Linked DNA regions of Homo sapiens: region 2 is linked to region 1. Evidence: chromatin loops called from intact Hi-C (ENCODE). Cell type or tissue: endothelial cell of umbilical vein. All regions are shown on one strand. Each heading gives the region's core, and the rest is flanking DNA. Links, peaks and the distances in the headings are about the cores only. Region 1 has its middle 100 kb from the start of DIP2C. Region 2 overlaps ZMYND11 (zinc finger MYND-type containing 11).

Evidence for each region. Peaks named below come from ENCODE experiments on the same cell type or tissue, not always from the same donor. Only the 100,000 strongest peaks of a DNase experiment are listed, where the experiment ranks them.
Region 2: it touches region 1 in a loop (20-fold over the local background); 5 of 110 quality-filtered maps call a loop at or near these places.

Annotation. Positions count from the first base shown.
Region 1 is chr10:781,838-798,175 of GRCh38, forward strand. No RefSeq gene overlaps it. Among named protein-coding and RNA genes, the nearest start is that of DIP2C, 100 kb to the left of the region's middle. RefSeq lists enhancers at 5,841-6,762, 7,058-7,202 and a cis regulatory region at 7,124-7,137. In endothelial cell of umbilical vein, for the core only: CTCF peaks have their summits at 3,198, 7,326 and 7,762; DNase peaks (open chromatin) are centred at 3,124 and 7,744; H3K4me3 peaks cover 1,013 bases.
Region 2 is chr10:170,567-186,904 of GRCh38, forward strand. It overlaps ZMYND11 (zinc finger MYND-type containing 11), which reads left to right. Exons shown (of 15, transcript NM_001370100.5): 2 at 9,428-9,562. The coding sequence starts at 9,447. Among named protein-coding and RNA genes, the nearest start is that of ZMYND11, 43 kb to the left of the region's middle. In endothelial cell of umbilical vein, for the core only: a CTCF peak has its summit at 7,854; a DNase peak (open chromatin) is centred at 7,885; H3K27ac peaks cover 937 bases.

The sequences.
Region 1 (16,338 bases), core at 2,783-10,782:
TAATTGAATCATGGGGTGGTTAGCCTCCTGCTGTTCTTGTGATATTGAGTTCTCCTGAGATCCGATGGTGCTATAAGGGCTTTTTCTCCTTTGCTCAGCACTTCTCCTTCCTGCCATCACCTGAAGAAGGACATGTTTGCCTCCCCTTCCGCCATGATTGTAAGTTTCCTGAGGCCTCCCCAGCCATGCTGAACTGTGAGTCAATTAAACCTCTTTCTTGTATAAATTACTCAGTCTCAGGTATGTCTTTATTAGCAGCGTGAGAACGCTCTAATACACATATGCAGCTAATTTTTAAATTTTTTGTAGAGATGGAGTCTTGCCACGTTGCCTAGGTTAGTGGCAGACTCCTGGCCTCAGGTGATCCTCCTGCATCGGTTTCCCAAAGCACTGGGATTGCAGGCATGAGCCACCGCCCCAACTGAAAGCAGGGTCTGGAACAGCTATTTGCACACAGCAGCTGAAAGAGGGGAAGCAACCCATGCATTCACTGATGGACGAATGGACAACATGAGGTCTGTTCATGCAGTGGGATAATTTCCAGCCTTTTTCTAACACACATTACAGCACGCATGAACCTTCAGGATGTTATGCTGAGTGGAATCAGCCGGTCCCAAAAGGACAAATCCTGTGTAATTGCACTCACATGAGGTCCCTAGAGTCATGAGATTCACAGACAGAAAGTAAAACGGTGGGTTCCAGGGCCTGGGGGAGCAGGAATAAGGAGTTGTTCAATGGGACCAGAGTTTCAGTTTTACAAGAAAAAAAGTTCTGGAGATGGGATGTGCAACAACGCGAATGTGCTTAATGCCACTCATTATGCACTTAGAAATGGTTGCAATGGCAAACGTCACGTTATGTGTATCCCACCACATTCAGGAGGGCCAGGCAGAGAGACTGACATGCCGCAGAAGGAAGAGGCGCTGATTCGCCCCAGCCAGGGCAGCAGTGTCAACACAGCAGACATGCAGCTGAGTGTGGCAGCCTGTAGTGGCAGGAACGGAGCTGCTGGGAACTGGATGGCCCTGGGCCCCCCTGTGCCCTCCCTCTCTACTCCTGGTCATTTTCTGGGGTCCTCAGCAGTGGGAGGAGCTCAGCTGAGAGTGACCATGTTCCCTCCAACCAGAAATCCCCGGGGAGCTGGTGAAAGCATCTTGGATGACACTGCCCAGTGGAGACCTGAGCAGTCCGGGTGCGGACCTGGCCCCGCAGAGCTGGGCTCCCAAGACGCACCCGGTGTGATCTGCAAGGCCAAAGGCTCAGTGTGGAAAACAGCACGGAAACCACGTTGCAATCTCTTGTGCTGACGGTGTGCAGTGGCCATACTTTGGATGTATTGGGTGAATGAACTAAGATGAGCTTAGCCTGTTTCTCCTTTCTTGAATGCGGTTGGCATCCTATTTCCATCAGACCACACTTCGGAGACCACCAGGAAATACAGGATTCCTCCTCTCCACAAGAAGATAAGGGATTCTTGAACCAGAGCGCGGCCCTGGGGTGAGGACCTGCCTGTTCCTCCAGGTGAGGAGTGCCTGTGCCGGGAAGCAGGAGGGGCCGGGCACCAGCGCCGCCGTCCACCCTGGGACCGTCCACTCTGAGACAGGCAGCTGTGACCAGTGGGCCCTGGACTCTTCCCACCCAGCGGCCAGCGCTCCTCCGGCCCGACCTGGCCCCCGTCTCCACAGCGACTGCCGCTCTGATCCACAAGCTGCCCTCATTCTCCCGTGGAGCAGGCGGCACCCTCACCGATTTCTGACACAGGAATCAATCTGCTTTCTGCACAGAAGGCTGCTGTGTGCTGAAGCTGGAAGGAACCTGTGAGGCTCTAAGATGCTCTGTCCCTCAAACCATCCCATTTGTGTGCAGCAAAGGCCAGGACTAGACTGGCCAAGGAGTGATCAAGAGGCACTGACCCTCTGTCCACCTCCCAGGCCGGCCAGCACCTGGTGACGGGGGTGACCGAGAGGCCCCCTCCCTCCGTCCACCTCCCAGGCCGGCCAGCACCTGGTGACGGGGGTGACCGAGAGGCCCCCTCTCTCCGTCCACCTCCCAGGCCGGCCAGCACCTGCTGACGGGGGTGACCGAGAGGCCCCGTCCCTCCGTCCACCTCCCAGGCCGGCCAGCACCTGCTGACGGGGGTGACCGAGAGGCCCCGTCCCTCCGTCCACCTCCCAGGCCGGCCAGCACCTGCTGACGGGGGTGACCGAGAGGCCCCGTCCCTCCGTCCACCTCCCAGGCCGGCCAGCACCTGCTGACGGGGGTGACCGAGAGGCCCCGTCCCTCTGTCCACCTCCCAGGCCGGCCAGCACCTGCTGACGGGGGTGACCGAGAGGCCCCGTCCCTCCGTCCACCTCCCAGGCCGGCCAGCACCTGCTGACGGGGGTGACCGAGAGGCCCCGTCCCTCCGTCCACCTCCCAGGCCGGCCAGCACCTGCTGACGGGGGTGACCGAGAGGCCCCGTCCCTCCGTCCACCTCCCAGGCCGGCCAGCACCTGCTGACGGGGGTGACCGAGAGGCCCCGTCCCTCTGTCCACCTCCCAGGCCGGCCAGCACCTGCTGACGGGGGTGACCGAGAGGCCCCGTCCCTCTGTCCACCTCCCAGGCCGGCCAGCACCTGGTGACGGGGGTAATTGAGAGGCCCCGTCCCTCTGTCCACCTCCCAGACCAGCCAGCACCTGGTGACAGGGCCAAGGCGGCAGCCGGGGCAGGATTTGCAATGCCTCCTGCAGGCGACAAACTGTCTCCCAAGGCCAGACGCAGACAGAGCTGTCACCGCTCCCACGCCCGGCGTTCCGGGAGCCTCCCTCCCATCCCCAGCAGCAGACGCCACCTGCCCCCCACCTCCCGCCCCGGGGTCTGAACTCCCAGCCAAGCCCGGCCTCTGCACACAGCAGTGAGAAGCCAGGACCTACGCACACCCCTGGCCGGCTCCCCGCTGGCCCCTCTGCGCGTGGGAGCTTCCAGCCTCCCGGGTCTAGGGGACTGGGGGATGCGTCTTCCTCCCGCCCCCGCAGCGCCCGGGGCAGGAGTGGCATCGGCGTCCCCGGCGTCCCCGCATCGGGCTTCTCTGGTCCTTTGTGAATCGGGCCTGAGTCATCCCCGGCTCACGGCTGCGCCACGTACCCACTGGGCGCTTTCCTCCGAGCGCTGACGACAGCGACTCCACCGGCAGCTGCTTCCCAGCGTCTCACGGCGGGCCCTTGGCTCCCCTCTCTGCTGTTTAATCCGCTGAGGAGCCCTGGTGAGCACGAGAGGGGCTCGTGGCTGATCAATGCGGGCCGAGGCTGCTGGCACCTTTCTCCAGGAAACACACCTGGCGTCCTGCAGGGGCCGGACCGGAGAAGCCCTGTGTGCCCCATACAGCGTGTGCTGCGGGGCAGCCTTTGTGCCCTCGAAGCCGGCCAGGGCCTCCGAGGACTGTTCCAGGAAGGCTCCAGAGAGCAACGTCCCCAGTTCACTCACAGCTGGCCGCCCCCAGCCCCCTGCCCGCAGCACCCGCCGTGTCTCCTGCTGGGAAGAGTGGCTGCTGTAGCTTCCTCCCCCTGCCCCTCCTGCCCGCTCTCCTGCCCCATCAGCATCTCAGGGCCGCATGGAAAGCTGCGGGGTGTCAGCACAGGCCAGGGTGGGCTGTGGAACAGACACCCCAAGGCAGGGCGTTGGCAGGCGAAAGCTCCTGCCTCCCTGGCGTGCTGGCTGGAGGGGTCCATCGGCCCCCAGGACACTGCCCTCCTTCATGTCCCCGCGCAGCCCTGGGAGGAGCCTGGAGGGTCAGTGCCGACTCTGACGTGCCCCCACAGGTGACAGTCATTTCTGCCCAATTTTATTGTTCAAAGCAAGATGCCTGTGGCAGCTGCCTGAGCACGTGGGGTCTCCGGCCCAGAGGTGCTCCTTACCAGTGTGCAAGTGAGAGGGGGGACTGATAAATAAATGGGAGGCGGAGTAGGCTGATGGGGGTGAGGGGTCTCACCACAGAGAACACACTGGGAGTAGGATCCGAACCTCGAGACCAGCTTTGAGTGTCTAGGGAAGTCCTCGTGGGGGGGTATTTACTTTACAGCGAACCACAAATGTTAAGCTACAAAGTGGCCTAGAGGTAAGGAGGACCCTGAAGGCCAGTCCCCAGATTTCAATGCATGGCGTCCTGCAGGATGGAGCCGGGCGGGGCTGGCCGGCCAGGGGAGAAGCTCCAGGGTCCAGGGGCACCTTATCTCTAAGGTCAGGACAGGACCGAGGGAGGGCTGGGGAGAGCACCTGGGCGGACGAGGCCTCCAGCCGCACACAGACAGGGGAGGGCGAGGGCTCTAAGCAGGGCGTTATGGCCGACACAAGGCGGCCTTCGAGGAGCTTTCCCAACTGAATTGCAGCTGGAGCCCCTCCAAGAAGAAGTTTCAGCCTTGCCACCGGATGCCATTTCTCAAGTGCAGACTCTTCCTTTTAAAAATGAAATGAAAGGTCATTGATTTCTTTTACTTTCCTGGGGAAAAAAAAATTGTTTTTGAGATGAGGTCTTGCTCTTCGACCCAGGCTGGAGTGCAGTGGCGTGATCATGGCTCACGGCAGCCTCAGCCTTCTGGGCTCAAGCAGTAGGCCTGCCTCAGCCTCCCAAGGTGCTGGGATTACAGGTGTGAGCCACTGCACCCAGCTAACTTACTTTACTCTTTTCATAGGCAAGAACTGTGCACAGCACCAAAGACCCCAAAGTATGCAGGGGGAAGTATGCAGGGGGAAGCGTGGCCCCTCCACCCCGCCCTCCCTCCCCCGCTCAAAGGCAACCACGACTTCCAGCCTCTGCTGACTCCCATGGGCGCCTGTGGTGCGGGGGCGGGGTGGGGCGGGGGTCCTCGTCTCGGGTAAGGGTGTGGCCAGCACGGGGTCCAGGCCTTTCTCTTCTCCCAGGAGACCGCCTTGAATGTAAATCTGACATCACTGCCCACTGCCCTCAGGGTCAGCTCAGACCCTCTGTGCAGCCGTTTGGGTGGACACCCCACGCCTGCCCCCAGCCGGCTCTCAGGCCTCAGGCTACCAGGGTCCCTGTGTCTCCGCACACGACGCTGCTCCATGTTTGCTGGATGACTTCGCCTTGTCCGCGGCCGAGTCCACCTGCTCCTTGAGGCCCTACCTAAACGCACTGCCTCTTCCTCCCCACTTTCTGCAGAACCACCCCGCCCTCCTCTCAGACCCCAGACCTGTCCCTTCCTCAGCTGTCACAGGTGCAGCCACGGGCAGCACCGCATCCCCCAAATCCATTCACTGAAGTCTCAGCTTCGACGTGTGGTATTTGGAGACGCAGCCTTTTCAGAGGTAGTTAGGGTAACTGAGCCGGGAGTGTGGGGTCCTGATCCCATGGGCCGTGGCCTCCAGGAGAAGAACAGACACCACGTGCTCCCTGCCTGTGCAGAGGGAAGGCGCGAGGTGGCTCCAGGAACCAGGTCGGCCGGCACCTTGGCCCGGAACTTCCAGCCTCCAGATTGTCAGAAACAAATCCCTGGTGTCTGCGGTGTTGGGGCTGACACGCGCTCTGCCTGGCTGCCAGGTCCTCTGCAGGCGGGGACGGTGCCGGCCATTGCTAGATCCCTGGGGCGCAGCACAGACTGCGGGAAACAGGCTCACCAGCCCGGCTGCACGCACCGAGGCAGCGTCCAGACTCGAGACATCCTCCAGCCACGGGCGAAATCACAGCCATTGCTGCAAAGTTCTTGCGTCCTGTGAAAACTGGATGTGAGCCTCTCTCTGGTGGCAGCTTCTACTAGTGCTTTTTTTTTTTTTTTTTTTTTTTTTTGAGACAGAGTCTCGCTCTGTCGCCCAGGCTGGAGTGCAGTGGCGCGATCTCGGCTCACTGCAAGCTCCGCCTCCCGGGTTCAAGCGATTCTCCTGCCTCAGCCTCCCAATTAGCTGGGATTATAGGCGTGCCCTACCACGCCTGGCTAATTTTTTATATTTTTGGTAAAGACAGGGTTTCACCATGTTGGCCAGGCTGGTCTCAAACTCCTGACTTCAAGTGATTCACCTGCCTTGGTCTCCCAAAGTGCTGGGATTACAGGCGTGAGCCACCGTGCCTGGTGAGAGTTGGGTTTTAGTTTTATTTTGTTTTTCACAGATTCCGGGGGTTGAATGGCAAAGAGGCGGGAGCAGGCGGAGGTCCATATGGAAGTTCAGACTCACCCCGCAGGAGTTCTGGCTGGGAGGCTGCCAGGACAGGCAGGATGTGGGAGCCGCCCTGGGAGGCCCCTCACTCTCCCCACACTGACCTCACATCCCCGTTACGTTCCTCATCCCAGGCTGGGCCAGCCACTGGGCGCTGGACAGAGCTTAGGAAGTAGGATGGCTCCGGGTGGGTTAGAAACCAGGTGCACGGCAGAAGCCGGCCTGGAGCCGCCCACAGCCCCAGCCATCCTTGGAGGGCCCCAGCCGAAGGAGCTGGTGCAGCTGGACACAGAGACCCGCTGGTGATGGGACCGGGCCACACGCTCCTGCAGGGCCCAAGCCGAGACCCCTGGCTGGAGGGTCAGCACCCAGGGTGGCAGCAGCTGCAGGGGGTCTAGGGAAGGACCGGGAGCAGAGCCTCAGCTCGTGCTGCTGCTCCATACACAGAACGCGCTGCGCAGGGGATCCTAGGCTTCCTGGGAGTCACATTAAAAAGCAACGTGAGACGGGCGGGGTTAATTCTGACGGTGATGTGTCCTCTGACCACATATCGCTAACGCACCATCATCCTGGTGTGGACTCGGAGGAAACACCACATGGCTTCTCTTGCCAAACCACCCACGTGTGGCAGGTGGTCACCGTGGAGCACGGGGGCCCAGTGTTTCTCAGACTGAAATCACACACAGACCCTCTTTAACAGAAACGAAAGTCTTGCCACTGCCCAGGGTTTTGATTTAATGGCTACTTATGCTGTACAAACAGCTTAATAAAACTGGGCACAAGCTCTTGCTGACTTGTATTCCGCCATAAAGCCGAATAGCCGCAAATAAAACAAATGTAATTAAAAACCAACATGAACATAACTTGGTGGGTGATGTTTTGCCGAGACAGCGCTGGCTCCAGAGGCCACTCTGGGGCAGGGGGACGTCGGCTTGGCTGTCCTCTGTGCGCTCCAGCTGGGAGGCCGCTTGGCCCCGCTGGGCTCAAAGGTCCCCCTGACGGACGTGCCTTGATGTTGCCACGTTGGACGGGATTAAAGTGCTGAGGCTGCTGTGACGGGTCAGGAAGACAAACTCGGCCCAGAGCACAACTGCGAGGCACACAGCCTTCCCAGAATGGCAGCAAAACCAAACATGGCCCTGGGAGGCCGCGGGGAAGTCCTACCTTGCAGAGCTCTGCTCCGGGGCCAGGGGGCGCTGGCTGGGGCCCCTTTGCAAGGCCCATGCGCCCTTCGACACCAGCCCCCGCCACAGGCTGCGCAGGCAGATGTTGCCGCTGCGTTTCCTCGCCAGGTGTCCATGGTGCCCTGCCCAGCGCTGCAGGCTCACCCAGTGTGGACGCAGGGGGCAAGGGAGCCTCTCCTGGGTCTCTGTCGCACGCCGATGGCTGTCTATCTGGGCAGGGGGTGGGGCTGGGGCCTTCGCCACGGGTGTGTCTTTCCTTTTTGTTTCCTGACGTGGAATTCTGTTGGGATTTTTGGGGACGATGACAGTAAGAACATCAAGGAGCTGCCACTGGATGGTGGAGCCGCCTCGTCACCAGAAGATCGCTCCAGCTGGCGTGGTGTCCGTCCCCCTGTCCTCCGGGAACTTTCCAGTCTCTGGTGAGCCTGGCCACAGACGCCCTCGTGAGGCAGCACTGGCCACTGGCAGGTCTGCTGAAGCCACAACCACACGGACAGGGACGGCTGGGCCGGGCTTCTCTGGCACTGACACTGAACCTGCGCGCGTGGTTCTGGGTGCCCTGGCAGTGGCTGGATCTGCCGCATGCAGAACCCCCTCCTGGCCCAATTGTCTGCACGAGGCAACCGGGGCGTGGGGAGGTCTGAGCTCCACAGTTCAGGCCACAGCACCCGAAGATGGAGCCTGGGACCCCTTTGCCTTTCCAATACGTGATGCCAAGAATTTCCCCAAATGTCCTCGGTTTTATCCCCGAGTGCGACATGGCTAGAAAGCGGAGCAGAGGCGCTGAGGGCAGGAAGAGGAAGATGCGCCAGGCCTCCCAGGCCAAATGCCAGCCCCATGCTCCTTGTTCGCTGGGCTCCTGCACTGCCCACTCCATGCACACATCCAAGCGGGCACAGTCACTGCCCCTCACGTGCCCAGGCCCACAGCCGCCCCCTGACCTCCAGCAGGCACTGGCGAGGCAGGGCAGAGGCTGCCAGGATAGAGATCAGTGGACAGAGACCTGGAGACAACGCAGGAGGGGGCCGTGTGCCGGCCTCACTCAGGGCAGCAGTCACCGATGGGGAGGGGTGTGGCCTGCGAGGCTGAAGTCTGAGCTGCTTTGCGCCAGGCCCAGCTGCAGGGAAAGCTGTAGGGCCAGTGAGTCTCCCTGCCGGGTCTCTCCCCAGCAAGCTGTAGGGCCAGTGAGTCTCCCTGCCGGGTCTCTCCCCAGCAAGCTGGTCAGCCCTCAGCAGGAGGTCACGTCCCGGCCTCCAAACCTGTTTCTGGCAGCCACAGACCCCTAGTCAAAGGGACCTGACGAGCCCGTGGAGCAGGGCTGAAATAGCCGGCTTTGGAAAAATCCAGCTCTAAGACTGTGTGTGCACGCCTTAAAAACCATTCAGGGCTGGGCATGGCAGCTCACACCTGTAATCCCAGTGCTTCGGGAGGCTAGGAGTTCGACGGCAAGACCCTGTACTACAAAAATAATTAGCCAGGCATGGTGGTGTGCACCTGTGGTCCCAGCTGCTTAGGAGGCTGAGGTGGGAGGATCACTTGAGCCCAGGAGTTCGAGGCTGCAGTAAGCCAAGATCATGCCACTGCACTCCAGCCTGGGCAACAGAGCCTGTCTCAAAAAAAACCTTTCAGGTGGAGCTTCTAGGAAAGGTGGTCTGCAGCAGGCATCCCTGAGCTGGGCCCCCAGGCACTGTCGGGGTGACGCTTCTTACCTGGACCACCATCTGTGTCCGCTGCACTGCACTTCCCCTCCTCCAGCACCGTCATCTAAGGGTGAGGCCAGCCAGGGGCCAGGAAGAAAGAGGCCTCCAGGGGTCCTCAGAAGTATCTTCGTCCCCAAGGCGGCTCCTTCCAGGCTGGCCGCGGCATCTGTATCACCAGCCTGCGCACTAGTGTCTGTGATGAGACGCCATAGCACAGGCACTGGGGTCCAGCACATGGAGTCTCAGATGGGCTTCCTGCCTGGGTTGAAGGGTCGTTCTCTGCTAGGGACAGCCATCGGCTCCTTCTCAAAGCCTCCAAGAGATGTGTCTGTCGGCGTCTCAGCCACGCATCCCTGTCTCAGGGACTTGCCTGAGCACAGGGCCGGGCCTGGTGTCTGCAGCTCTGACAGCACCCAGGGGATGCGGATTGGGCCACACTTTGAGGAGGACTGGACTGTGACGTGCCTTTCACAGAGGAAGGAAGGACAGGCAGGAGTCGAGGCAAGGAGTCGAGACAAGGCGAGCCTGTTGCCAGCGAGTCACAGAGTTGTGCAGGGTCTGCCGCAGAGCTCCCAGTGCACTCCAACCCTGCCACCGGACCAGCTAGGCCAGACCCCCAGGGAGCCGAGCACCCCAGCTTTACAGTTTTCCCAGGTGGTTCTGAGTCACTGAGCCACAGGCAAGCCTGGAGCCAGGAACAGCTATGGAGGATCCAGATGCAGATGCACTGAAGCCCACACCTGCCCCCCAGTCCAGCCCAGTGAGTGTGCATGTGTGTGCATGTGTGCACCTGTGTGCGTGTATGTGTACCTGTGTCTCTATGTACATCTATGAGTGTGTGCATGCATGTGTATGTGTACATGTATGAGTGCGTGCATGCATTCCTGTGTCTGCCAGTGTGTGTACATGTATTTGTGCGTGTGTGCATGTATGTGTTCACATCTGTGTGTGCACATGTGTGTGCCTGTGTGTGCATGTCTGTGCCTGTGTATGCACTTATGTGTGCCTGTGTGTGCATCTACCTGGGTGTGCACGTACATGTGCCTGTGTGTGCATCTACCTGGGTGTGCACGTACGTGTGCCTGTGTGTGCATCTGAGTGAGCACAGATGTGTGCGCATCTACCTGGGTGTGCATGTATGTGTGCCTGTGTGCAGGCACCTAGTTGCCAAACAGATCACGCCGACTCACTAGTGATATGTCAACAATAAAACTGGATTGTCATCTTTGTAGAGCAGTAGTTCTCAAAGTCAGTTCTTCATCAGAAATCTAGGGGCCAGGCCTCCAGGCAGCTGTGACACAGCCAACGGCCAAGAGCTGCGGGTATTGATCAGACTGCAGGGCGTCGGTCCTCCCAAAAAGGTGGGCACAGCTTGTCCATCAGGGTTGTGGGTGCGGGGCAGCTGTGTGGGGCCCCTTCCTCTCCCACCACGACGTCTGCTCACACAGGGTCTGTGTGCCTCTCTGGGTGTTCACCTGATAATACAGACCTGGTGGCCCAGTCTTCACTCACAAGCATAGGTCCCAGGCTGCTTACCAGCATGTGAACTGGCTGTGTTGCAGTCAAATGCTCGGCCCCAGTATAGTCAGCGTTCACTGGGAAGGGTCAGGTCTTGTGAAGCCTTGAGCACCACTGGGCAGGGGTGGCCCTCAGGACTGGGCCATCCACGGGAATAACATGAATTAGAAAACAGAACACTACTAAATATTTAAAATTTTTAGCCAGGTGTAATGGTGCACCCCTGTAGTCCCAGTTACTCGGGAGGCTGAGGTGGGAGGATCCACTGAGCCCGGGAGATGGAGGCTGCAGTGAGCCATGATGGCACCACCGCGCTCCAGCCTGGGCGATGGAAGAAGACCGTGTCTCAGAAAAAAAAAAAAAAAAAAAAAACCTTAAAAATAAAAGTGTTTTAAAAGCTCTCTAATGTTTCTTTTCATGCTTATTGTTGGAGATAGCTGCACCGAAAGACCACACTCTGAGTCACTGCTGTGTCAAATTAAGTCAGGGCTGCTGGATAACAGCTGTTCTATTGCTGTCACTGATTTCTGGTGTATCAAAAACAGTCCAAATAAAACATAAATGGGATGAGAAGGGGCTGGAAACCAGAAGAAATGGTGTAACATGTTGCAGACTTCAAAAACGGAGCCACAGCCATGGTTTTCCCATCTAGCACTCACCCTCTATAGCTTTGTTTCCTTAAAGTAAACGAGTCTGAGGAAAAAATGGCACACAACTTTGAACCATGCTATTAAGCATTTTTAAACAGTTCTTCCGACTTTCCCCTGGTGCTCAGCTCTGTCACAGGACCAAATGCTGGCCGAGCACTAGGGCCTGGGTGGACCAGGATCTGTGATATTTGTGTAAACAATTTAGTACTTTAGGCCTAGAATGCTTCCTTCTCAAAGGGCTCCTTCGACCCTCACTACTCCGTAAAATGGGCAGGGGACAGCTGCTCATGCACATTTTAAACAAGTTCAAAGGATGCAGAGAGTAGAAGATTCAACCCAGGTGTTCAGAGGCAACAGTGAATAAAAGTCAGGCTTGGAACCAGCTCTGAGAGTTGAAGGAAAATAAATTCAATATTAAAAAACCAACCATATTTCTATATGCTTGCAATGAACAGTTAAGCAATGGAAAAAATCACATCAAAATATGAAATCTCTACAGATAAATTTAACAAAAGGTGTGTAAGACTTGAGTATGTTGACTACCAAACACTGAAATTAAGTGAAACAGTGACATTAAGACCTAAATAGAGAATCAGAGGACCTAATACCGTCAAGATGTCCGTCCTACCCAATGTCGGTCCTACGCAATGTCGGTCCTAGGCAATGTCGGTCCTACGCAATGTCAGTCCTACCCAATGTTGGACCTACGCAATGTCGGTCCTACCCAATGTCGGTCCTACGCAATGTCGGTCCTAGGCAATGTCGGTCCTACGCAATGTCAGTCCTACCCAATGTCGGTCCTACGCAATGTCGGTCCTACCCAATGTCGGTCCTACCCAATGTCGGTCCTACGCAATGTCGGTCCTACCCAATGTCGGTCCTACGCAATGTCGGTCCTAGGCAATGTCGGTCCTACGCAATGTCGGTCCTACCCAATGTCGGTCCTACGCAATGTCGGTCCTAGGCAATGTCGGTCCTACGCAATGTCAGTCCTACCCAATGTTGGACCTACGCAATGTCGGTCCTACCCAATGTCGGTCCTACGCAATGTCGGTCCTAGGCAATGTCGGTCCTACGCAATGTCAGTCCTACCCAATGTCGGTCCTACGCAATGTCGGTCCTACCCAATGTCGGTCCTACCCAATGTCGGTCCTACGCAATGTCGGTCCTACCCAATGTCGGTCCTACGCAATGTCGGTCCTACGCAATGTCGGTCCTACCCAATGTCGGTCCTACGCAATGTCAGTCCTACCCAATGTCGGTCCTACCCAATATCAGTCCTACCCAGTGGGTGTATAGATTCCCTGCAATCCCGATCAGAACCCCGGCAGGAAACGACAAGCTGCCACTAAAGCTTACATGGAAATACAAAAGACCTAGAATAGCCAAAATTACCTTGAAAATTAAGAACACAGTTAGGCTTGGGGCCGAGAAGGTTTCCCAGCTCCACACCTGGGCCCACCTCTGTGTACCTAGTGGCCGCCCCCTGGGTTCTCCCTTGGTGCTGGTGATTGTGCTGGCCAACGGAGGACCTGGTGGTGGACCCGTCCAGTCTAGCCCTGCACCCCTACAACCCCCTCCTCCCCACCCCACCTCTGGGCTGAGCAGGGAGCTCAGACCTCTGTGCACTCCAAGTATCAGCCCATTGCCTAAGGCAACAGAAAGCTTCTCCCAGTAAACAAAGATCCAGGATATACCCAGCCCCAGTGGCCACAGCCACTCCTACCCATACACACCATCTACTGGCTTGTGGGTCAAACTGCACACCCCGATATAAAACCTGCCGACAGAAGTGCATAAGGCTCTAGAGGCAAAGCCAAAAGACCCCACCTAGTACTCACAACAGTCACAGCCCCCTACCAGGGGGTGGGGGAGGGATTAAAAGATAATATTACGGAGAAAGAAGAGAAAAATCCTACCTGCAAGAAAATAATTACAAAAATTAGAAGTGCCAGCATCTCCAGATGAGCCAGCAGAAGAATTTTGGTGCCATGAAAAATGTGAACGTAGGGACACCTCCAGAGGATCCCAGTAGCTCTCCAGCAATGGTCCCTGACCAAAACAGAAACTCAGAAATGACAGGTAAGATATGTAGGCATGGATTTCAAGGTAAGGGAGGAGACCCTCATATTGTCTTATGCTCAATTTCTGCCTCCAAAGAAAAAAGTAAAAACTAAAAGGCAGAAATGAAATCCACAAGAAGACAGCCCGGTGCCATGCCCTGGGCCTGGTAGTTAAAAATCAACCCCTGACTTAACTGCTTGTGTTATCTATAGATTTCAGACATTGTATGGAAAAGCATCGTGAAAATCCCTGTCCTGTTCTGTTCCATTCTGATTACTGGTGCATGCAGGCCCCAGTCACATACCCACTGCTTGCTCAATCAATCACGACCCTCTCACACAGACCCCTTTAGAACTGTAAGCCCTTAAAAGGGACAGGAATTGCTCACTCAGGGAGCTTGGTTTTTTGAGAATAAGACTGCTGACACTCCCGGCCAAATAAAGCCCTTTCTTTCCTAAACTCGGTGTTTCGAGGGGTTTTGTCTGCAGCTCTTCCTGCTACAAAGGGAGCTCGACAAGATGCAAAACGGAGTTGAAAATTAGCACACAGAAACTTCTAAAGCCACCCAGGAAATGAAGGAAGAAATCTTAACAATAAATCAATCAGAGCTTCTGGAATTGAAACACTCATGGAATTTCAAAATACAATTGAAACTTTACCAATAGACTGGGCCAAACAGAATAAAGAATTTCAGAGCCTGAAGACCAGTCTTTTGAACTAACCCAGACAGACAAAAATATAGAAAAAAAATTTTTAATGAACAAAATCTTCAAGAAACACAGAATTACTTAAAGTGACCAAACCTACACATTATTGGCATTCCTGAGAAGGGAGAAAAAGTAAACAACCTGGAAAATGTAATTGAGGGAATAGCTCAAGAAAATTTCCCTAATCTTGCTAGAGAGGTAGACATCCAGATAGAAGAAATCCAGGGAACATCTCTGATGTGGTTTGGCTCTGTCCCCACCCATATCTCTTCTTGAATGGCAGCTCCCATATCCCCACGTGTTGTGGGAGTGACCTGCTGGGAGATAACTGAATCACGGGGGTGGGTTTTCCCATGCTGTTCTCATGATAGTGAGTAAGTCTCAAGAGATCTGATGGATTTATAAAGGGCAGTTCCCCTGCACAAGCTCACTTGTCTGCCGCCATGTAAAGCGTGCTGTTGCTCCTCCTTTGCCTTCCGGCATGATTGTGAGGCCTCCCCAACCATGTAGAACTCTAAGTCCATTAAACCTCCTTTCCTCTATAAATTAACCAGTCACAGGTATGTCTTAATTAACAGTGTGAGAACAGACTAATACAGTAAATTGGTACCGGAAGTGGGGTGCTGCTGTAAAGAACCCAAATATGTGAAAGCAACTTTGGGACTGGGTAACAAGCAGAGGTTGGAACAGTTTGGAGGGTCCAGAAGAAGATATGAAAATGTGGGAAAGTTTGGAACTTACTAGAGACTTGGAGGGCTCAGAAGAAAGGAAGATGTGGGAAAGTTTGGAACTTCCTAGAGATTTGTTGAATGTCTTTGACCAAAATGCTAATAGTGATATGGACAAGAAAGTCCAGGCTGATGTGGTCTCAGATGGAGATGAGGAACTTGTTGGCAACTGGAGCAAAGGTGACTCTTGCTATGCTTTAGCAAAGACACTGGCAGCATTTTGCCCCTGCCCTAGAGATCTGTGGAACTTTGAACTTGAGAGATGATTTAGAATATCTGGCAGAAGAAAATTCTAAGTGGCAAAGTGTTCAAGAGGAAGCAGAGGATAAAAGTTTGGAAAATTAGCAGCCTGACAATGCAGTAGACAAGGAAAACCCATTTTCTGGAGAGAAATTCAAGCCTGCTGTAGAAATTTGCATAAGTAACACTTGGTTAATCACGAAGACAATGGGGAAAATGTCTCCAGGGAGTATCAGAGACCTTCAAGGCAGCTTAGGAGTTAAAAATGGTTTTGTGGGCTGGACGCAGGGCCCCCCTGCTGTGTACAGCCTAGGGACTTGACGCCCTGTGTCCCAGCTGCTCCAGCCATGGCTAAAAGGGGCCAAGGTACAGCTCAGGCCATGGCTTCAGAGATTGAAAGCCCCAAGGCTTGGCAGCTTCCACATGGTGTTGGTCTTACAGGTGCACAGAAGACAAGAATAAGGTTTGGAAACTTCCACCTAGATTTCAGAGGTTGTATGGAAATGCCTGGATGTTCAGTCACAGGTGTGGCTGCAGGGGCAGAGGGCACCAAGTTCTCAGACTGCACAAAGCAGCAGGACCCTGAGCCCAACCCACGAAACCATTTTTTCCTCCTAGGCCTCCTGGCTTGTGATGTGAGGAGGTGCTATGAAGACCTCTAACATGCCCTGGAGACATTTTGCCCATTGTCTTGACAATTAACATTTGGCCCCTTGTTACTTATACAAATTTCTGCAGCTGGCTTAAATTTTTCATCAGAAAATTAGTTTTTCTCTTCTATTGCATTGTTAGGCTGCAAATTCTCTGAAATTTAGTGCTGTGCTTCCCTTTTAAATACAAGTTCCAATCCCAAACCATATCTTTGTGAAGGAATAAAACCGAATGCTTTTAAGAGCACCAAACATCTTGAACACTTTGCTGCTTAGAAATTTCTTCCACCAGATACCCTAAATCATCTCTCTCAAGTTCAAAGTTCCACAGATCTCTAGGGGACAAAAGGCTGCCAGTCTCTTTGCTAAAGCATAGCAAGAATCAACTTTGTCCAGTTCCCAATAAGTTCCTCATCTTCATCTGAGACTATCTCAGCCTGGACTTTTTGGTGAAAACCATTCAACAAATCTCTAGGAAGTTCCAAACTTTCCCACATCTTCCTGTCTTCTTCTGAGTCCTCCAAACTGTTCCAACCTCTGCCTGTTATCCAGTTCCAAAGTTGCTTCCACATTTTTTTTTTTTTGAGATGGAGTCTCACTTTTTTCACCCAGGCTGGAATGCAGTGGCACGATCTTGACTTACTGCAACCTCGGCCTCCTGGGTTCAAGTGATTCTCCTGCCTCAGCCTCCCAAGCAGCTGGGATTATAGGCACTCGCCACTACGCCTGGCTAATTTTTGTATTTTTAGTAGA
Region 2 (16,338 bases), core at 3,622-11,621, 610 kb before region 1:
TTACTATAAGGTACTTTCACTGCCCATGAAGCAGTATAATGTTATTCGAAAGTGGACTTGGGTTAATTGTAATGTATGTTGCAAACTCTAGGGAAACCACTACAAATAGTAAAGCAAGAAGTATAATTGATGTGATAAGAAAGGAGAGAAAATTGAATTGCATAGAATGCTCAACTAAAACCACAAAAGGTAGAAAAAGTGTGGAAGACAGAAATAAGAATAACAAAGTCAACCAATGGAACATAGTGACAAACATGGTAGATATTAATCTAACTGTATTAATAATCACTTGAAATATGGCCTAAACACAGCCATTAAAAGACAGAGATTGTGAGAGTGGGTCAAAAAAGTCAACCCAACAATATCTTGACTGCCAGAAACCCACTTTAAATATACAGATTGAAGAGATAAAGAATATAGCATGGTAACACTAATGAAAAGAAAATCAGAATAGCTATATCAGTTTCAGACAAAGGACTTCAGAGGTAGGGAAGTTATAAGGGATAAAGGTGGGCAGTACATAATGATAAAGGAGTCAATATTCTAAGAAGGCATAACAGTGCTTAATGTGTACGCACCTAACAACCAAGCATCAGAATATATGACACAAAAACTGATAGAACTGCAAGGAGAAATAAATGAATCCACTACTATAGTTGGAGATATCAATATGCCTCTAGCAAAAATAGATTGATCTAGCAGGCAGAAAGTTGGTAAGGACGTAGTTGAACTCAAAAACATCAATCAACTGGATATAATTGACATCTATAGATTACATTATTCAATAATAGCAGATCACACGTTCTTCTGAAGGTCACACAGAACATTCACCAACATAGACCACATTCGATGCCATAAAACAGACCTTAATAAACTTAATAGAAATAATATATCTGCTGTCAGACCACAGTGGAATGAAGTTTGAAATTAATAACAGAAAGCTGGGAAATCCCCAAATATATTGAGATTAAACACACACTTCTGAATAACAGGGCTCAAAGAATAAATCTTGAGGAACTTTTAAATATTTGCAACTAAATGAGAATAAAAATAGTTTATCAAAATCACATGATCTTACCAACAGATACAGAAGGAGAATTTGACAAAACCCAACATTCTTTCATAAAAACTCCCAAGAAACTAGGAATAAAAGGGAGCTTCCTTGACTTGTTAAAGAATATCTTTACAAACCCTACAGCTAACATCATACTTAATGGTAAGGAACTTGAAGCTTTTCCATTAAGATCAGGAACAAGGCAAGAATGTCCCCTCACCACACTGCCTTTCAATGTCATATAGGAAGTCCTAGCTGTCTTACTCTATTCCTGCTGCTGTAACAAAATACCACAGACTGGGTAATTTATAAATAACAGAAGTTTATTTCTCACAGTTCTGCATGCTGGGAAGTCCAAGATCAAAACCATCAGCAGATTCAGTGTCTGGTAAGGGTTACTCTGCTTCCAAGATGATACTTTATTGCTGTGTCCTCACATGGCAGAAGAGATGGAATGGCCAGGCACGTCTCTGAAGCCTCTTTTATAAGGGCATTAATCCCATTCATGAGGGCAGAGCCCCCATGGCCCAATCACCTCCCAAAGTCTTCACCTCGTAATGCCGTCACCTTGGGGTTTAATTTCCCACGTGAATTTTGGAGAAACGAAAACATTCAAACTGCAGTACTAGCTAATGCAATAAGATAATAAACAGAAATAAGAAGCAAATAGATTGGGAAAAAAGAAATAAAACTGTCTTTGTTGACAGATGACATGATCATTTATATAGCAAATCCAAAAGAATTAACAAAAACACCCTGGAACTACTAAGTGGTTGTAGCCAAGTTGCAGGATATGAGGGTAATATACAAAAATCTATCACTTTCCTATTTATCAGCAATGAACAAGTGTAATGTGAAATTGAAAGCATATTATCATTTACATTAGTACCCCCGAAATGAAATGCTTAGGTAGAAATCTAATAAATTGTGGACAAGATGTATATCAGGAAGACTGCAGAGCTCTGATGATAGAGATAAAAGATTAAATAAATGATGAGATATTCCATGTTCATGGATAGGAAAACAATATTGTCAAGATGTCCATTCTTCCCACTTTTATGTATGGATTCATGTAGTCTCAATCAGAATCCCAGCAAGTTATTTCATGGATATCAACAAACTGATTCTAAAGTTTATATGCAGAGACAAAATACCCAAAATAGTCATCATACTATTGAAGGACAAAGTCTGAGGACTGATACTACCTGACTTAAAGACTTACTGTAAACTTTAGTGACCAAGACAATGTGGCATTGGTGACAGGACAAATAGATGGATGGAACAGAATAGAGAACCCAGAAATACTCACATAAATACAGTCAGTTCAACTTTTACCAAGGAGCAGAGGCAATACATTGGAGCAAAAAATAGCCCTTGAGGAAATGGTGCTGGAACAAATGGACATCCACTTTCAGAAAAAAAAAAAAAGAAGAATCATCTAGGCAAAGACCTTACATCCCTCACAAAAATTAACTGAAAATGGATCAGAGACCTAAATGTAAAATACAAAACTGTAAAACTCTTAGGCAATAGCATAGGAGGAAACCTAGATTACCTTTTGTGTGGTGATAATATTTTAGGTACAACAGCAAAGGCATGATCCATGAAGGAGAGAATTGATAAGCTGGACTTCGTTAAAATTTAATACTTTTGTTCTGTCAAAGATAATGTCAAGAAAAATTTAATACTTTTGTTCTGTCAAAGATAATGTCAAGAAATTGTGATGACAGGCTACAGACTGGGAGAAAATATTTGCAAAAGACACATCTGATAAAGGACCATCAAGCAAAACATACAAAGAACGTCTAACATTAAATAATAAGAAAATGAAGAACATGTTCTAGAAATGGACAGAAGGGCAAAGGTGGGAGGATCACTTGAGGCCCAGAATTGGAGACCAACCTGGGTAACATAGCATAATCCTGCCTCTCCAAAACATTAACAAATAAAACATGAGCAGGGCATGGTGGTGCATGCCTGTAGTCCTAGCTACTCTAGAGTCTAAGGAGGATCGCTTGAGCCCAGGAATTTGAGGTTATAGTTAGCTTTGACTGCACTTCAGACTGGGTGACAGAGTGAGACCCTGTTTCAAAAATACTAAAAAAAAAATTTTTTTAAGGGCAAAAGACCTGGCTGGACACCTCACCAAAGAAATACAGATGACACATAAACATATGAAAATACATTCAATATCATATATCATTAGGGAATTAAAAATTAAAACATCAATGAGGTATTACCACATACTTATAAGAATGGCTCAGATCCAAAACACTGACAATACCAAATGTTGATGAGGATGTGGAACAATAGAAGCGCTCAGTCATTGCTGGTGGAAGTGCAAAATGGTCCGGTCACTTGGGAAGACAGTTTGGCAGGTTGTTATACAACTGAACATTTTCTAACCGTACGAACCAGCAGCTACACTCCTTGGTATTTACCCTTATGAATTGAAAACTTATGTGCACATAAAAACATGCACATGGATGTTTATAGCAGCTTTGTTTTGATTGCCAAAACTTAGAAGCAACCTTTCCTCGAGTAGGTGAATGGATGAACTGTGTTATATGCAGCCAGTGGAATGTTATTCAGTACTAAAAAGTAACAGTCTATCATGCCATAAAAAGCTATGGAGGAAACTTAATGCATATTACTAAGTGAAGGAGGCCAACCTGAAAAGGCCACATACTGTATGATTCCAACTGTGTGACATCTTGGAAAAGGCAAAACTGTGGAGACAGTAGTAAAAAGACCAGTGGTTGCCAAGGGTTAGGGAAGGAAGGGATGAATAGGTGGAGCACAGACAATTTTTAATTCAGTGGAACTATTCTGTATGGGCACTACCGTGGCACATGCTTGTCATTCATACATTGGTCAAAACCCATGTGCACTACAGTGGCACGTGCTTGTCATTCATACATTAGTCAAAACCCATGGGCATTACAGTGGCACATGCTTGTCATTCATACATTGGTCAAAACCCATGAGTACTACAGTGGCACGTGCTTGTCATTCATACATTAGTCAAAACCCATGGGCATTACAGTGGCACGTGCTTGTCATTCATACATTGGTCAAAACCCATGAGTACTACAGTGGCACATGCTTGTCATTCATACATTGGTCAAAACCCAAGGGCACTACAGTGGCACATGCTTGTCATTCATACATTGGTCAAAACTCACGGGCACTACAGTGGCACATGCTTGTCATTCATACATTGGTCAGAACCCATGGGCACTACAGTGGCACATGCTTGTCATTCATACATTGGTCAGAACCCATGGGCACTACAGTGGCACATGCTTGTCATTCATACATTGGTCAGAACCCATGGGCACTACAGTGGCACATGCTTGTCATTCATACGTTGGTCAGAACCCATGGGCACTACAGTGGCACATGCTTGTCATTCATACGTTGGTCAGAACCCATGGAATGTACAACACCAAGAGTGAACCCTAATGTATACTGTGGACCTTGGGTCATAATGATATGTCAGTGTAGGTTTGTTGATTTTTAACAAATGTATTGCTCTGGTGTGGGATGTTGATAATAGGGGAGGCTGTGCATGTGCATTTGTGGGGCCAGGGAGTATGTGGGAGCTCTGTATTTTCCACTCAATTTTGCTGTGAACTTAAAATTGCTCTAAAAAATAAAGTTTACTAATCATAATTTTAAAAAAGTAATTCTCCCCAGCACTTTGCGAGGCCTAGGTGGGCGGATCACCTGAGGTCAGGAGTTCAAGACCAGCCTGGCCAACATGGCGAAACCCCATCTCTACTAAAAATACAAAAATTACCCAGCTGTGGTGGCGCACGCCTGTAATCCTAGCTACAACGGGAGGCTGATGCAGGAGAATCACTTGAACCTGGGAGGTGGAGGTTGCAGTGAGCCGAAATCACACCATTGCACTCCAGCCTGGGTGACAAGAGCGAAACTCCGCCTCAAAAAATAAAAAACAAAAATAAAAAACTACAAAATATAATTGCGTATTTTTCTGATTTGAGTGTAGAAGGACTTCTGATCACAAAAGCAATGATAAAGGAATACATAGCTAGATTTCAGTAAAATTGTATTTAGTGTTTATTAAGAGGCAAAGAGAAAAGCATTGTATGGATAAACCTAATATAAAAATTAATATATAAATGGGAAAATGGTATGAATAGACAATGAAAAATAATTTAAAAGTGCTAATACACTTTGGGGAAAAGTAATAATATTTGATGCAAATATTTGAAAACATTTTATGCAGTATACTGATAAAAAACCTGAACCTACCACCAGAAGTAAAAATCGAACCTATTTGGTGTTTTGAATTTTCACACTGTGCTCCTCCATCTCTCTTCCCTGCACCCTCAACTGTTCTTGTTAACTATTGTGTTTATCGTTTCCTTAAAGCAGTTTTCACAAATATGTATATATCACCAAGCAACTTCTTGTTTAATTTTGCTTATTCTTAAGTTTTTTTCTGACGTGTTTTCTCCTTTATTCTCCCTTTTGCCCTCACCCCAGTTTGTGTAGAAGTAGTGTGGATATAAAGTGACACTTCTGTAGACTGAGGAGATTGCAGTACATCTGGATTTGTTGGGATAGAGAATATCAGTATCACCTAGGGGCTTATTAAAGTTACTCAGAAGTTTTTGCTACTTTTTATTTTTTTTTTTAACTACAGGCTTCTTGAGAATCATGGTCTACTTTTACCAAAAGGAGCCTGTAATATTCCTCAAATGTGTTGGAGCAGAACAAAGATTGAAGACTGTATTAATGATCTCTACAAAGAGTCTTCTGTTCTTTCTTTTTGATGTCTCAATCTTTGATAAAACATAAATGAAGGTTCACTCTGGGCTCTTGTTATTTACATAACAGCTGAAAAAAAGTGAATTTAATAATTTTATATTGAAGGTTTAGTATGTTCAAAATTGCTAGGCACCTTGAAAAACATGAGTTATAAAAATGAATAAGACGTATCTTAGTTGAATTAAAACAATTCTTTTGAGGAATTTTGTACAAAATACTTTTGTACAAAAGCAATACATTTGTAAGAGATGTATAAACAAATTGATATTAGAATACAGAGGACAATTGAGTTTTATTTGGTTTGATTCCAGGAGAAAAGCCTGGTCAGGGAAAATTGCATTAAAGTAGATCCTAGAAAGGATAGGGAAATTTTTAATAATTGGTAAGGGGCAGGGGAGAACATTCCAGGGAGAGAGAACTGCATAAACAAAGAGATGGAGGTGTGAAGTTTGGGAGCATAATTGGGAACTGTGAGCAGTAATGCAATGTGCACTCAGATAAGGATGGACTGTAAGATTTGGTTTGGCCATATCAACAAGGACCTTAAGTAATCAGCTCTCTGTACCCAGGATTCTAAGACTTTCTTTTTATTGATGAACACTCAAATTGCTGTTCTTTTCTTATATCTAGTCACATCACTAGTCATGTACTGGATGAGAGAAGGATTTTTGTCCGTTTTGCTTATTGCTATATCCCTAGAGCATAGAAGAGCACCTGGTGTGTAACACGCATATATGAATTATATGTTAAATGAGTGAATGAATTTAGATTTCATAAGAAAGGATAATTTATGGTTGCACTTTAAAGAGATCTTGCCTCCATGGGTCAAGTTGTTTTTGGTACCTTTGTAATATGCCTCAAACTTCATTGTATTTCTCTCACTTGGATTTGTCTTTCCCTGGCATTTTTTGCAATGTTCTACGTGGGCTCTTATAACTAATGATCATCCTCCTTATAGTGTACCTGTATTACAAGGTATGTTTATTTTCTGTGACTTGATTCAGGTAGTTCTCAAAATCTTTGATTTTTAACTTCACACCTGTTTTTCTGAGATGTAGCATTGCTTCATTCTTTAATCTTGATTTTAATCATTTCTGGGAATCTGTGACATCACTTTTAGAGTTTCTGCTACTTAGTCCCCACTACATTCTTCTGGTTATGTTATATAAATAGTTACATTTACTATTTATTATGGTATTATTTTAAAATGTTAGCTTTGCTGTTAAATTTAACATTTTACATTTTACAGCTTTGCTGTATTTTTTATAGTTCTGAGCAAATTATTCATATTCTTACATATCATGAATTGTGAAAAAAAATTTACAAGTTGACTTGTTACCTATACCTATATGTATTATTCTTCAGTGTTTGCTCTAGAAATTATAATATGCATCCTTAATTTACAATAGCCTCCCTTGAATTAATATACTACTACTTGCGTAAAATATAGGAAATTTATAATAATATATTTCTGCTTACTCCCACTTCCCTTCCTTTGTGCTTTGGTTGTTATATATTTTATTTCTACGTGTGTTATAAGCCTAATGACATCTATCAATTATTTTTATCTTTGCTTTAAACTGCCAATTATCTTTTAAAGAAATTAAGAAAGGGAAAAATTGGCTTTTACATTTTCCTACATATTTACCATTTTGCAGAGTTCCTCATCTCTTTCTGCTGAAATTTTACCTCAGCGAGAAGTAGTGTCTCCCTTGTCTGAATTTTTATAGCACATATTGTGGACCATTTATATGTCATATATGACCTTACAGTTAGTTCCATGTATATGTCAAATTTCCTCTGCCAGTTTTAGATTATTTTCTTGGCAAGGGTCGCCGTTTATACAGTTTTAACTACTTCATTGTGTCTAGCACAGTGCCTTAGATAAAGTGGACACCTGTATATATTTTTAACTATGTAAGAATGAGTGAAACTTTGTTCATTTATCTGAGTATTTATATAATCTCACAGGATTGAGTTGTATTATTACAGTTCACCATTAGATGTCACTTTCTGACATATGTTAAATCCTTACCAATGAATTCCTTCCATTAAGGCATATTGGATTCTGAAAGTTGGTGCTCCAACACAAGTGCACTTAAACAGATAAATTTTTGTACATTTAAAAGTGATTACTGTCTAAAATGGAAGTGTTCCTAAGTTATAATTTTTATATTTTCATTATGTATAAATTTATACAGAACTAACTGATTTTCCTAAAGTTTTCTTTAGAACTTGAATACTGGTATTGTTTTTGAATTATTTGCTCTGTGGAGCAGCTTGGAACTATTAGAAGTAATAGTGTGAGAATATTCAGGAATACCTTTAAACATGTTCAAAATGTATTCTGATGGTGGTGTAATTCTGAAAGACATCTTATTTTAGGAGCCTGACTGACCCAGTTTTCTCAGGTTTTGATAGCAACTATATAGTTTATTTGTGTTTGCCTGAGAAAGGAGGGGAACTGAGTAGGCTGTGAAGAAACACAGAGGTAGAGAAAAAGGAGATTCCTGTGGCTGTCTTGGCCAGTCATGGAACACAGCAAAGTGCTTCCCTCCCTCATTCTCTAAACTTAAAAGATAGGAAAGGGCAGGTCAAGGAGATTTCAGCAATCTCAGAAGGCTTAATGTTCACTGTATATTTAAGAACCTAGATTTTAAACTCAGCATGATAACATGTATGATCTAGAGAGATGTTTCAGTGCGTCCCCAATGCTAGGATTCATGACAAACGCTTACCAGATTCCTACAAGCACGTCTCTCCATGCTGAGTTAAGAGAATCCTCTCTGTGATACCACTGCTCTCCGGACATCCAGGGTTTAACCTCTTTTCTTTCCCCATCTTGCCAGGAGACAGCAGGAAAATTATTGGGAGGTGGGAGGTGTGGTGGCAGTTTTCTTCAATTCATCTGGAATACTAAAATTTGAGTAAAATAACAATGCTGTTTCCTAATAGTGTAATAAATACCCCCAAAACTTACACCTAATCCAAGAATGTTACCATTCTTCATAATTTGTGACCTTCTAGTGTTCTGTCCCTCAACCTTTCACATCTCATTCCAGGAGTAACTTTCTTATATTTAATGTTCATGGTTTGATTTAAAATAATATTGTTTTCATATATCTATGTATGTATATAAAATTTGATTTTTAAGCCATGATTATAATAAACTAAAGTGCCAATTAGAATATTTAAATTCCATTTTGTATTGATCAAATTACAAACAACGCGATGTCAACAAATGAAGTTTTATCTTGGAGTATTTCTGTGTTTTAGAATAAACTTAAATGCATTTTCTGAAAGTATATTGGTATGAAGTGACCACTTATCCTTCCTGGGATAACCTTTTTAACTTTTTGGCTTTTAGAATGTCATTCTTCATGATGTAATGAAATGAATGATACTTTATATGAAGTAACTGGTGATGTGGATGGTAGAAAAAAATAGAAAGTGGGCAATACTACATACTAAGTATAATCAATAGTTGAGAGGTCCTGATAATGTTACTCACTTATACTGATAATTCATTTTGTAATCTGTTTTTTTCCCTTATGTTTTTGTTTATTACTGCAGCTAAAGAAGTAAACAGGTCATGGCACGTTTAACAAAAAGACGACAGGCGGATACAAAAGCTATCCAGCATCTTTGGGCAGCCATTGAGATTATACGGAACCAGAAGCAGATTGCCAACATTGACCGTATTACAAAGTAAGTAAATTTAAACACAAATATCTCTGTAAAATGTCGTAGAAGACTTTGGGGGAAAGGCCAAAAAAAATTTTATCTGTTATGCTAATCAACATATATTACAAAGAACTGAAGACACTTTTTGCTTTGCAGGAGTATTATTAGAAAAACAAACACAGAAACATACACAAACAACTTGTGTTTAGAAGTTTCATAGAAAAATTAGATAAGGAAAATATCACTATATACTATTTATAATAGTTTTTTAGTTAACCAAATTTTTAACTCTATTTATTGATTTATTTATTTTGAGACGGAGTCTCATTCTGTTGCCCAGGCTGGAGTGTGGTGACCCGATCTCAGCTCATGGCAACCTCCGCTTCCCGGGTTCAAGTGATTCTCCAGCCTCAGCCTCCCAAGTAGCTGGGATTACAGGCACCCGCCACCACGCCCAGCTAATTTTTTGTATTTTTAGTAGAGAGAGGGTTTCACCATGTTGGCCAGGCTGATCTCAAACTCCTGACCTCGTGATTCGCCCGCCTTGGCGTCCCAAAGTGCTGGGATTTACAGGCGTGAGCCACTGCACCTGGCCAGAGATTCTTTTATTAAAAACACCTTTAGTGAATCACTTTTATGTAGCGAAGCTATCTAAAAACAGTCTACTGTTTATTACTAATTTTAACATAGGATAGGCATGGTATGTGTAGTAAGAAACATCTTACTACTTTATAGCCCACTAACAGAATTTTTAACAATTTCCTTCTGTATTTTAGAAATCATGTTAAATAAACATTCAGTTTTAAAGAAGAAAATTGTCCACCCCCATCCCCTAGTTTCTCATGCTATTTATATGGGTAGACAGATTCAGGATACCAAAAAAAAAAATCAAAGTACCTTATGAAGCTTCTATTTACATGTTGTATGCTAATTATAAGGGAGTCTTCAATTAGGAACTTGGTTTTGTTTTGTTTCTCTGGGTATTCTTAAAGATATAAAGCTAAATTTATCTTTTTTAAGTGTTTGGAATTTTAAAAATAATTTAGAGAAAATTTCTTGATACTTTTCACATTCTTTAGATGCTATGGGTAGAAATGGAGAATGGGAGTAATTTACAAAACTCACTTAAATAAATGCTTTTTTTGGCCTTTATTAATAAGTAATATATTGAGTTCCATGTATTTTTGTCCTTTCCCTGTATGCTGGTGAAGAAGATTACAAAGGCTACTTAACGATGGGCTCAGTGGCTCACGCCTGTAATCCCAGCACTTCAGCAGGCCAAGGCTGGTGGATCGCCTGAGCTCAGGAGTTTGAGACCAGCCTGGCCAACATGGTGAAACCCTGTCTCTGCCAAAGATACAAAAATTAGCCTGGTGTGGTGGTGCACACCTGTGGTCCCAACCACTCAGGAGGCTGAGGTGGGAGAATCACTTGAGCCTGGGAGGCAGAGGTTGCAGTGAGCCGAGGAAAGGCCACTGCACTCCAACCTGGGTAACAGTGAGACCCCTGTCTCACAACAAACCAACAAAGAAACCCAAAGGCTACTTAAGAGGGAAGAAAAAAGGAGATAGAGAAGGGGTGAGGATATATGTGGCTCCAATTCTGTACTCGCCTTTGTGGTATTTTAAAGCTATGTACAACTCCTTGCTCCTATAAGATAGTAGAAGAAAAAAAAGATAATACTATGTGAACAATAAGAATAAAATAAATAGTACATTATTTTAATTATTATGCTTTTAAATAAAGCACATAATTTGGGGTATGATAACTACATGCAAATGATGTTGATGTAAAACATTTTAAAAAAACTCAGAGTACAAAACAGTATTTTCTTATGGTTGAGATTTTTAAAAAACCATCCTTTACATAAAAATTGCTTAGAGAAGAATGTTTAAATAAAATAAGGTTTTCTTTGGATTCAGCTTTTTAAATTAAAATCATGTAAACATGACAGCCGTTTCAGTTTTTCAGATGACCTTTGTTCATCTGTAGCATGTTTCTCTAGAAGCTTTAGGGACATTTCTCTAAGCAGCTATCAGAATCTCCCAGTGTGAATGTTGCTGTTAGATTGTGACCACCTTCTAATCTGGGAGTAAGATAATTAACTCCCACAGTAATGGGTGGCAGATACCTGTTGGATTATTACAACACGTGTGTGTACATGTATACACATGTTAAACTGTAGTAAAAGACATGGAGATTAACAGGATTGCCTGCATCTCATTTTGCATTATGTATTATTGATAAGCATTCTTTTCTCTCCTTTCTTCATCAGCATAGCCTTAACTGATGCCAAGGCTTATTTTTCTTCATGTTGTAAGGTCCATAGTTTTACAATTAAATATGAATAAATTTATTTACCTACCAGATAGTCTTGGTTTTTATTAGTCTCATCTAAAGATGAAAAAGAAAAAGAAAGAATCAGAGGTTAAGTGCTTAAGACTGGGTCCCAAGTGTTTCCTCTTCCTCATCTCATCTGAGAGGTATGCCATGTTTATTTTTATTATGTAGCTCACATCAGAGCATCCTGTACTTCCTTCATAACATTAATCACATTTGTCATTGTTTCCCTGCTAGACAGCTCCAAGAAAGAACTGTCTAGAAAATTGCCTAACCCGGCCAGTGCCTTTGCTTCTTGGCTAATATTAATTTCCTTGTTTATTAAACTTGCCTAAGGTAAGTTAGGAAGTAGCATTGCATTATGGCAGGAAGTCAGATCTTTTGCTCTAAAGCCTAATACTCCTATTCTGTACTCTCGGTAGGTAAATACTTTTCAAGCCTTAGATTCATTTTCAATCAAGTCGCTCTGCTTAGTCAAGTCCGAACATAAAGATAATCTTTTAAACTTTGCAGATATCTTAAGGTACTGAAGGCTGTAGTAGGGTTACTGTCAAGAATGCATGTTAGTCATTAAGTTTCATTTCTTATTTTGACTGATGAGTGACGCCATTATAAAAAAAGCTACACGGTTTTTGTCAAGCATTAAAAGTTGTGGGCTTTGGGGTGACTGGCTCTTAGCCTGGTACACCCTAAACACTCTAGTTTACTTCTGTATAATGGTTTAGTTGTGCTTGCTTTTGTTCTTTTAATCTCTAGGTTTCTCTTCTTTTTTGTTGTTGGTTTTTTTTTTTTTTTGGAACTGATTGAAGAAACCTGGCCATTGGTTGTGATTTTTCCATAGTCCGGCTTTTGCTGATTGCATCCCTGTAGTCTAGTTTAACCTGTTGCTCAGTCCTTTTTATTTCATGGAGATTGATAGCTGCATCTGGTGGCTTGGGGGAGGGGGCAAGACTATTCCCTGGGAGTGGTATGTTCTACCATCAGGACACACATGATGTCAGTTGTTTCTCATTTTGTGATGTACATAGCAATTGACGCTAGATCCAGGAACTCATTAAGGACTGCCAAATGATAATCATCCAATCTATCTTTCCTTTTCTAACTGGACTGCTTCTATAAGGACATAGCTTCCCATCCTCTGCTATTTGGTTACCATGTGGTATGGTTCATATGGGAAAAGTAGAATAATTCATTCTCTTTATGTATTTAGCAGTTTTAAAAATAGGATCCTTTAATGGTAACCAATTAGATTTAAAAACAAATTGCCCTTTGGAATTCATGCATTTAATTACATTTCATATATTTCAGTCCATTTTCGACATACCCCTTATTGATGCTATCTTTGACCAGTTGGAGCCTGTGCAGTGCTGGCTCCTGAACTACTTTCTGCTTGTTATGAACAAGATGTTTCAGGATCTTCTTGTACATATCCTGCCCCAGGCCTGGAACCATTGATTTCTCCCAGGTGCTCTGGTTTCTTTTAGTTTTAAAATGTATTTTAAGAGCACCTCCTGGCTACTCAGTGTTGCTACTGGTGGGTCTGTCTTTCTAGGCCTTTGGACAGAGTTATGAAATGCATATACTTTTAAAAGATAAAAACACCTCCTGAGTTCATGCTGATATTTTCCATTGAACTTTGTGGCTACTGGGTTTTATTTACTTAACTCTTCTATCTAAAATCTTTATCTACTTTCTGACATGGTGAGAATCATGGTTCTCAGGGACATCATCTGTGATAAAATTTTAGAATCTCGTGTAGTCAGTTATTTTATGCAACATTAAATACACAGCTATTAGAATAAGAAAATCTTAAATATTCTATATACCATGTATAGTTATGATTATGTTATTATTTTCTTATCTACACACATCCTTATTTAGTTTGGAGCCTCTCTTAGTATGTTGGATCTTCTTTTCCTGTCTTCTGTATTTGTACTTTTTAATTCTTTTCATCTTTTTTCTTTTTGATTTTTAGTATTTTTCCTTCACTGCAACCTCTTTTTATGTAACATTATCTGGTGTATATTCATTTTTGTGTACCCTCTAATTTAGACTTCATTTCTGAAGTGATTTTTTTTCCATTTACTTCAAATGTTTAACTCAGAATTCTGACTTTTTCTTCTGATTTATAGCTTGTTTACCTTATATCATTTTCTTCATGTCTTTTCTCATGTGTTGAGACCGTAGATTCTAGCTTCCTTCTGTTTTGTCGGCTTGTCTTTCTGGCACATTTCTGACCATCAGGGTGTCATTCTGCTGCGTGTGCCATAGTCCTCTCTGTTGGTCATTCTTACGTGAAATCACTTTCCCTAAACTTGTGGCAGGGCAGAGTGGTTCTGAATACTCTTTCCAGATTTATGGCTCTAAAGTTCTCCCTATGCCATGTTTATGAAGTGGTAAAAATAGAGCCTAATTTTTCCTGAGATTTCCTGGGTTTTTCTCCATCTTTTCCCCGTTTTTTTTTGTGGAATCACCTTTTCTTATACTTAGGGTCTTTTCAACTGACTGCGGTAGTAGTTGTTACTTTTATTCGTAGCCTTTCTCTGTAATACCGGGCTTTGTCCTGGAAAGGAACTGTGACTGCTTAATTTTGAGTGTTTGTAGGCCCCATTAAGCTCTAGCTCCTTAAGAATTTACCACAAATTCATGAATTACCATGAGTCATCTGCAAATGGGAGTGTGTAAAATCCTGACCAGTTTCAGTGCTATTATCAAGTGGGCCTACTGTGCTTTCCAGCGAGTCTTTGTTGGGCATTTTACCCTCCTATACTCTCTGTTCCATTAGTATCTGTTGTGCCTCTCTGTCTTCTGTAAGGGTCTCGATACCAATCAGGATTGTAGCTCTCAGAGATTTGTTCTCACCTGCTCAAATTTTGGGATACATAGGAGTTCGCATGACCTAATTTTGTTGTACTGTGTATGTTGTCCAAAGGCATTTTGCTTTATTTGGTATTCTTCCAGTAACTCTATCTAGTAGGTTTGGGGAGATTTAAAAACTATGTTACCGTCATAATCATCCCATCTCACAACAATCTTGTGGTTTTTCTTTAAAAAAAAAAAAAAAAGCGTGGTGGGGGTGGGGGCGCGGGGTGGGCACAGTGGCTTGTGCCTATAATCCCAGCACTTTGGGAGGCTGAGGTGGGTGGATTGCCTGAGGTCAGGGGTTCGAGACCAGCCTTGCCAACATAGTGAAACCCTGTCTCTACTAAAAATACAAAAAATTAGCTGGGCTTGGTGGCAGGCACCTGTGCTCCCAGCTACTGGGGAGGCTGAGGCAGGAGAGTCACTTGAACCCGGGAGGCGGAGGTTGCAGTCAGTCAAGATTGCGCAATTGCACTCCAGCCTGGTCAACGAGTGAAACTCCGTCTCAAAAAAACAAAAAAACAAAAAAACAAAAAAAAAGACGGTTGCTAAAGGCACAGGCTATTTTCTGAAGTTTAAAAGTGGAGCCAAAAGCAAATAATTCCTTCTGACAGAGGTAAATCAAAGGAGTGTTCTCCATGTTGTGTACTACACTGGACACATCAGAATAAATGGCAGTATCATCTTCAAACACAGGATTCTTTTTTTTTTTTTTTCTTTTGAGACGGAGTCTGGCTCTTTCGCCCAGGTTGGAGTGCAGTGGAGCGATCTCGGCTCACTGCAAGCTCCGCCTCCCGGGTTCACACCATTCTCCTGCCTCAGCCTCCAGAGTAGCTAGGACTACAGGCGCCCACCAGGATGCCTGGCTAATTTTTTTTGTATTTTTAGTAGAGACGGGGTTTCACTGTGTTAGCCGGGATGGTCTCAATCTCCTGACCTTCTGATCTGCCCGCCTCGGCCTCCCAAAGTGCTGGGACTAGAGGTGTGAGCCACCGCGCCAGGCCAGGATTCTTAACATAGCAAGACTTGGGTTGCAGTTTAAAAAAGAAATTCCGGCCGGGCGCCATGGCTCACGCCTGTAATCCCAGCACTTAGGGAGACCGAGGCAGGCAGATCACGAGGTCAGGAGTTCGAGACTAGCCTGGCCAACATAGTGAAACCCTGTCCCTACTAAAAATACAAAAATTAGCTAGGCATGGTGGCGCACGCCTGTAGTCCCAGCTACTTGGGAGGCTGAGGCAGGAGAATCACTTGAATCTGGGAGACGGAGGTTGTGGTGAGCTGAGCTGAGATCGGGCCACTGCACTCAGACTGGGGAACAGAGCAGGACTCTCTCAAAAAAAAAAAAAAAAAAAAAAAAAAAAAAAAAAAAAGAAATCCCACAAGTAGAATTTGTGGCCATTTGAAGGATTTAAGTCTCAGATCCTCATAATTAATTGAATTCTTAGGGACTAATAATTCTCATCTCTGTAACAAAATAGGAGAACTTATCTGTTCTGAATGTTTGTTCCATCTAATTGTGATGGTATTTAACTTGGCGGAGTTCATAGCAGTAATCATTAGTTGTCACAATATCTCCCCAAGAAAGAGAGTTCCGA